2 separate regions of the Mus musculus genome follow, and region 1 is linked to region 2. A link is a loop called in an ENCODE intact Hi-C map of the cell type or tissue named here. Cell type or tissue: left cerebral cortex. All regions are shown on one strand.

Region 1 (4,000 bases), 300 kb before region 2:
TTCTAACATATGATTTTGAGATATTTAAGCCGATCCTGGGGAAATTGTGAAGTCAAATGAAATCATTGGTGCAAAAATCTTCACCTAGTGTCAAATATGCCTATTGCCAAATATACTCAAGCAAGTATGCATTGGCTTCCTAATTGATAACACTGATAAACACAGGCCATTTGCAGCCTTACATAACCTCAGCCTGGTCCAGTCCTGTTTAGAGTCTTCTTGCTGACCATGATTCTTCCAAGCCCCTGGCACTGTCAAGTGTGTCACTAATAAGTGTCATTTGGGTGCCAGATGGGCCTGCCTGTAGGTGCTTCTTTGGGCTGAATGCTTTTCTTTTAGCTCGATCTTTTGCTTGTTATGAGTCATTGGAACCTTAGCCTGGCACCTCAAGTTTTGACAGTAATATATTCTTGTAGATAATTTGTAAAGTATAGAGAATGCAAGGCAGAGGCAATAACACACACTTTTGACAGCTAAAAGCATCCAAAGGGATGTCTATTCAAACACTCTAATGCCCCAAATGAGCAAAATGAAGTGGAAAGGTACAAAGACAGCCCCCACCCACCTACATCACTATTTCCTATGCCAACCAGGCTGTCACTCAGGACTCACAGATGCTGGCTGCCATCACTCAAGCCACAGTCCTGGCTCTACCCTGAGCCTCATGACTCTAGTATAGCACCTACATGTCCAAAGACTGAAGTGCTACCAGACCCTAGTCTCCAAAGCATGTTCCTCCTGTGACAAGCATCAAATTTTAAGAAGCAAAAGAGCTTTGAGGATGTCCTATGGGATCCTTCCAAGGAAAGGTTCCAGTCCCTCCCTCTAAGAAGCTTACTACTCAATGGGGAGAATAAAGACTGACAGAGTCACGGGAAGCTCCAAAAGGATCCTGGAGTGAGGTACAACTCCAACCACTGCAGCAGAAAGCACTGAAGCCTTTCAGGGATGGTAACGTGTGCATTGGGCATAAAGGGTCATGAAGTTTTCCAAAGAGAGAGAGAGAAGCGTTCCAAAGCACAAAGGCAGGTACATAGAAGAAGCATGGTGCAGACTGGTGCATAGCATGTCTCGCTGGGGACAGAGAGTGGTTATCAGCCATAACAAAGCCCATGTGGCAAAAAGGAAGAAAAGATAAGACACAACACTGAATTAGCAGATTACAGGTAGATTAGGAAAGTCTACCAAGCTGTGTTAAGAAGGGAAAGCTTTTCCCTCTGTAGTATGGGGAGCCATCAAAAGTGCAAAGAGAAAGGAAAACAGCTGAGTTTAGAAATGACTAAGTGGAAGGAAGACAGGAGGGGTCAGAGAGGCCAGTTAAGTGATCTCTGCAATGGCCAGAAAGCAAAACAGGACCATCAGAATGCAGATGTGAAGACAAGGAAGGAGAGAACTTCTGGAGTGGCCATCAGACCATCAGAGGGCACTGGTAATCAGACATGACCATATCTCTAAGAGCTGGGAACACAGATACCTCTGGAGCTGTTCTGAGTCGAAAACGAAGATGACAAAGAATAAAAGAGTCTATCTGTTAACAAGTGTCTTCCAGGGGGAGCAGTCCATTCTCCACGCACCAGTTCATCTTGCAACTAAGACTCAGCAGACCAGTGCCCCATGGGCTATCCCCAAAAGCTCTGCATGCCGATTTACACAGGCAATAAATTCAGAAAAACACCAGAGGGCACAATAATCACTAAATGGCACATGGGAACTCTCAATTAGACCAACCCTTCCGATCTGGTTTCCTCCTGGGCTGAGTTCAGGGGTAAGAAGGAGGACACACTCCTCTGTACCATGTGATAGAAACCAGTCTAAACCAGTGACAGTCTTCTAGATTTGAGGTCAAACCCAAAGGCCGCTGCCCTACTCAAAGAGAATCTCTCTAGAATGCAGCTTCACTCTCTCTCTGGCCAAAGTCTCCCCTTCAGTCCAGTGGAAGTGTGCCCAGAATGTTCTAACAGGAAATGCCAAGAGTGCTTTCTGCAGTAGCTACCTGAGAAACACATGGATCCAAGTTTTTAAACAAAGAAAAGGTGAAGAGGTAAGAAAAGGCAGACAGCTAATAAACTATAATTATTATATGGTAGTATTATCTGGAATGTATAAATATGAACTTAAATGATATGTATGGATCTCTGGGATTTAACCACAAAAACAACAAAACAATAAAAGCAATATATGTGTCATTGATTTAAATATATATTTATATGATAATCAATGTAAACTTATATACATATAAATAATATGAATAATGGTTTTGAGATTATATACAGGTAGTAAAAGTATATAATAACACAGGGCTGTAAGCCAAGGACACTCCCAAAATCATGTGGCTAATTAGCTGGCTTCTCAGGCTTCCTCCTAATTGACACTCCCTAATAGCAAAAGCTGTACAAAGAAGGTTTTAGACTTTGGAAATAGTTCAGTCAGTCAAGTACTTGCTGCATAAGAATGAGGGTCTGAGTTCAATACCCAGCAAGCAAAGAGCCTGCCATCAGGGCTGGAGAGATGGATGACTCAGCAGTTAAGAACACTGGCTGATCTTCCAGAGGACTCAGGTTTGATTTCCAATGTCCACATGGTGGCTGACAACTATCTATAACTCCAGTTCCAGAGGATCCAATGCACTCTTCTGGCCTCTTTGGACACAGCACATACATGGTGCAGAGACATACATACAGGCAAAATACCCATACTGTAAAATAAAGGAAACTAAAAATAAAGGAAAAGAAACATTTTTAAACAAGTTATATGAGGATATGCCTATAATCCCAAAACTATACAAAGATAGGTGAACCCCTGAGACTTGCTGGTCAGCCAGCCTAGCTGAATCTATGAGGCTCCAGTCCATGTAAGAAACCTTGTCTCAAAAGACAATGACATAGGAGGTTAACCTCTGGAATACACACACACACACACACACACACACACACACACACACACACATGCTCTCACACACTTATACATACACTCACACACACACTCTCACATGTATATACACATATACAAGCACACTGACACACACACATATACACTCTCACACATAATACACACATACACATTCTCACATATACACACTCACACATATTCACAGAAGATTTCGTCAGTCTCTCCTGATAATATGATATGATCCAACATATCAGAGAAGTCATAATCTTCTCTGGTATGTTGGATCTCTACAGTCAAAATCTATATGAAGTTTTGTTTAAATAAATTTTATGGGAGCAGAACTGCTTGAAATAATCACATGCATCCTATCAGATTACCACAGTCTAAGGTTGGTCTTTGATAACAACATAAACAATAGAAAGCCCACATGCACATGGAAGCTGAACAACACTCTACTCAATGATAACTTGGTCAAGGAAGAAATAAAGAAATTTCTCTTAATTAAACTATTTGAGCATATAATCTCTACCTGTGTTTATAATGACAGCACATTCCACCTATGCAACACTCTTAGTCACAGTGTCAAAAATAGGGACAAGAAAAAAAATGATATGAGTTAATTAAATGAGTAATGCATTTTATAGCTCAACTATAAGCCTATAGATTCTATATGATTCCATAGACAGAATTTTTCTGAGAATTACTATAATATAAAGGCAGAAGGAAGGAAGGAAGGAAGGAAGGAAGGAAGGAAGGAAGGGAGGGAGGGAGGGAGGGAGGGAGGGAGGGAGGGAGGGAGGGAGGAAGAAGGAAAAGAGGGAGGGAGGAAGAAGGAAAAGAGGGAGGGAGGGAGGGAGGGAGGGAGGGAGGGAGGGAGGGAGGGAGGGAGGGAGGGAGGGAGAAGAGAAAGAGAATCATAAATACTCTGGAGTATATCAGCAGTAATAATGGGACTTTGTGGATTTTAAAGAGGAGGGTATGAATACTGGTATGAAATTCTCAAATAATTGATTTACAAGTTTTTGGTTTTGTATTTTAAGAATTCACACATACTTAGAAAGTTGGGGAATTTAGGTTTTGGCTATATAAAATCTGTTTGTCACATATCTCT
Region 2 (4,000 bases):
CAGAGCTCGTGTCTCTAGCTGCATATGTATCAGAAGATGGCCTAGTTGGCCATCAGTGGAAAGAGAGGCCCATTGGTCGTGCAAACTTTATATGCCTCAGTACAGGGGAACGGCAGGGCCAAGAAGTGGGAGTGGGTGGGTAGGGGAGTGGGGGAGAGGGTATGGGGGACTTTTAGGATAGCATTGGAAATGTAAATAAAGAAAATACCTAATAAAAATAAATATAAATAAATAAATAAATAAATAAATAAAACGTATTAAAACTGGGATGTATATAAGCATACCCTAGCCTCTTTTTGAGCCATCACTTGAATCTTGTCTAATCTTTGATTTCTCACATTGATTAAAGTCTTTTAGAACTTTTAAACATTGCTCTTTTGCTGAGACTATCTTCCCACTACAGAGAAGCTCACACTCTCAGCTCTCACTGGGCTGGGTATTTCCATTTAAAGCACAGCTTTCTTTTTTTTTTTCCTGTGAACTGAAACTGAAAACACAGGGCAAGGCTAAGGAGGTTAAACAACCTGCAGGCACCAGGCCAGGCTAATCTCTGTAGTGAGTCCAGAGAGAAAGAGAGAGAAGGGATCAGGGGTCAAGGTCGGGGAATGGGGGTTTGTGGGGGGGGGGGGATGCATGGGGCAGTAGCTCAGTGGTAGACTGCTTGCCAGACAGGCACAAGGCCCTAGGTCTAATCCCCAGGCCTTACAGTTAAAAATCAAAACAACAGGAGAATGAGAGGAAGAAGGAAGAGACAGCCTGCACCTACACCTTCCTCCACACACCCTTCTTCCATCCCTGTCTTCAGAAGGGAGCTTCGTAAGAAACCTGAGTGGTCACCCTGGTCTGACATTTCTCCTTCACGTCCTAATTTCTGGGGGGGGGGGGAGGGAGGGTCCCCCCCTCTGATCAAAACATCTGTGGTGGAAGCAAAAGGGTTTATTGGGTGTTTCTGTCTGTTTGTTCACTTGTCTGTTACTGTCATTAGTTGATACTGTTTTGTATCACAGGTTGGCCTCAAACTTGCTACCTAGCCAAAAATGACCTTGAATTCTTAATCTCTCTGTCTCCAATTCCCAAGTACTTGTGCTTCAGCCTGTCCCTCCACACCTAGCTACCAGAATATCTTTTTCTACTTGTTTCTTGAACCAAAAGGAATCCCAGGTTAACGACAGGATGCAATTTGAGTTGCGTGATTTTCCAAATGAATTCCTCTACTGAGCTTAGTGTTCCAGGAACACAGCAAGAATCTATTATGGAGAAACCCCTTTTTTATTTCCCTGTAGGTATGGGAGCACGGGGTGTGTATGCACTTGGTGTGTGCGCACATGTGCATGGAGGCCAGAAGTCAACACTGGATGTCTTCCTCAATTGCTCTGCACCTTAGTTTTTGAGTGAGTCTCTCACTGAACCTGGAGCCCCGGGATTCAGCTAAACTGGCTGGCCAGCAAGCCTAGAGACCTGCCCATGTCTAGCATTGGACAGCTGCGCCTGGGTGCTGGGGTCTCAAGTCCTCATACTCACACAGTAGGCACTTTATCAACTGAGCCATCCCCAGCCCCTCAATTCTTATTTCTTGTAAAACATATCGACCAGAGTATGCCACAAAATCAATGCTTACAACTCCTGTAGAAAAAAACGAAAACCCCATCCCACCCCCCCAAAAAAAATGATCAGAAAAAAATAAATTTTGGGAGCATGTTATTAATTGCTTAATTTATTTTTATTTCCACACTGGTGTCATAAGCTTGAGTTACAATGACACTTCTCAACTGATTTTGGGAAATGAAAAAAATATTTACCCACATAAATATCCCAGCAATATTTGCCAGGTTGTGAACGTGTACCCACAGCTCACTACATCAGCAGCCTTGTTTGTTCTTTCAATCGTGTTTAATTTCACTTTTAAAATATGGCATCTTTCTGGTTTGGGGAAAATATCGTTAAAAGCAAGAACAAGCCCTTCTCTTCAGAGGAGCCCATGAAAGGCTTCTCTGTCGTCTCCTCTCCTGGAATGGTAACAGGCTGACCCTAATTTCACTCCTCTAAATAGGGTAACGGTGGTTTGAGCAGGAAATCTAAATTCGGCCTCCAAGGTAGCCCAGTGATTTTCCAGGTCATAGCAAAGGGAAAAAGCAAAAGTTGGAAGGCTTTGTCCTTTCCCAGGTACCAAACGGCTCCGGCGCTCGCTGAGAGACGTCTGCCACCTAGTGGAACACAGAGGCCACTGATGTTACGTGCAGTGAACAAACCCTTACTGGCCTCAAGAAATAACTGTGGAGTCCACATTGGGCCCCATAAATATGTACAATGACTGATTGTTGCTTTTAAATAACAAGCTTTTAAAAAATATGTGGTTCTACAGCCAAATATAACAGGGCTTCACGGTCCAAACTTCTGTTGATGCTGGGTAGATTAATAGAATAAATAGTACACCACCAGGTGGTGGTGGCATTCAAAGCCAAGTCACAAAATATTCTTTTCTACTAATGGAAACAGCACAGTACCACCACGTTGAAGCCTCCTGGTGAAGCGCTGTCGTGTAAAGTGGAGTGTTTTTATTTGACAGCAACCTGTGTATCCTGGGTGCTTTTTTTTTTTCCCACTCTGAACAGAAACAGTGTGAGGTACGGAGTATACTTAGCCTCTGGCGTGATGATGAAAGTAACATACATGTTGCAAACTCCCACGCAAAGAGCATTTTCTAACTCTTCACATCCATGTAATAAATAATGCAGATCGTCTTTTGGAGATGACTGATACAGTCCCATGCAATTGATGACGTCAGAGCTAGAGCCCACGTGGCTGTTCCTGATTTCTTCTCATTTCATTTGTGGTATTTTTCCAGCTTGTACTAAATGATTGCTATTAATTTCTATTAAAAGAGATACAGGCACCGTATATCTTTGATAGCACAGTCCAGAAGCATCCTTCCCAATTCTAGGTTTGCTTCCTAGTTGCAACTCTAATAGATGGGTTGTGGGTGGGGGCGGACTCTTCCTCCATTGGCTCTTCTACCTGGACGCTGTCTATCGAGCTATCTGCTGTGACATCACATCGCCACACACCAGGGATGCCGGGGGATTTGGACACTCTGTGGATAGAATGGTCTGTTGCTTATGTTAAACAAATGCTAGTAAGGACCCCTTCTGAGTGCGGAGCTCCCTGCCGTGTGGCAACAGAGGTTTCATCCTGAGACACAGTGCAGCAACCTAGAGACAGTCTGAGATTTGGTATCTCTATGTTCCCATCTCTCTCATCTCCAGCCACGACGACGAGTTAGCATTCCCTCCCCTCTGTGACGTGTGAATGTGGGAACAGAAGTCATTTTCAGTGGAAGGCTCTTTTGTCTTCAGGAACACATACACTCCCAGTAGAGTAGATGTCAGGGTCCCAGAGAAGCGAGCAAAGGAAATCTCTCAACATCACAGAGGAAAGGGGGAAACCCAGTGATAGCAAAGGAGACAGATTGCCAGGTTCTAGCCCTGTGTCATCTCAATAGAGCCCATTCTAAGCATAGCACAATGGCTGAATCAGATACATGGATACTGGTGTAAAAGGTTTCTTGGCATTGACCAATGTGGACAGTGACTGCTGTCCAGAGAGGCCAGGATCCCCCGCCCACTGCTTCGGTTGTTAAGTGATATAGGAGTCTCCTGACAGATTTAAGTTGCTTGCATGACAATGTCGCACACCAAGATTCCTGTGGGCACCTGTTTCAAGATAACATCGACTGGCTGAGGGATGTATGTCTACAGGGGAGAACACTTATAGATAGAACTCAGACTAACCTGCTCTGAGACATGGGTAACTCATTGGAAGACAGGGATGTCTAGAAAATGCCATGAGTCTGTGACAGGCTTGGTTTGAAGGGTATCTCAGAATGCCTCAAAACCCTTCAATAGTTCCATTCCAACTCCACCCTCATGAATGACAAAATAACACTACTTGTTTGTTATTGTCTTCATGGGTGTCAACACAAAACAGGATAAGGCCAAACTTA

The links. Hi-C counts contacts between places; a loop is a spot of excess contacts. Peaks named below come from ENCODE experiments on the same cell type or tissue, not always from the same donor. Only the 100,000 strongest peaks of a DNase experiment are listed, where the experiment ranks them.
Region 1: it touches region 2 in a loop (4-fold over the local background); 1 of 42 quality-filtered maps calls a loop at or near these places.

The regions. Positions count from the first base shown.
Region 1 is chr3:109,465,250-109,469,249 of GRCm38, reverse strand. The region is part of intron 2 of Vav3 (vav 3 oncogene); the gene reads right to left. Among named protein-coding and RNA genes, the nearest start is that of Vav3, 130 kb to the right of the region's middle. In left cerebral cortex, a CTCF peak has its summit at 1,671 (motif pointing right); no DNase peak of the experiment used is centred here.
Region 2 is chr3:109,169,734-109,173,733 of GRCm38, reverse strand. No RefSeq gene overlaps it. Among named protein-coding and RNA genes, the nearest start is that of Slc25a24, 49 kb to the right of the region's middle. In left cerebral cortex, a CTCF peak has its summit at 2,208 (motif pointing left); DNase peaks (open chromatin) are centred at 446 and 2,190; H3K4me3 peaks cover 241 bases; H3K27ac peaks cover 195 bases.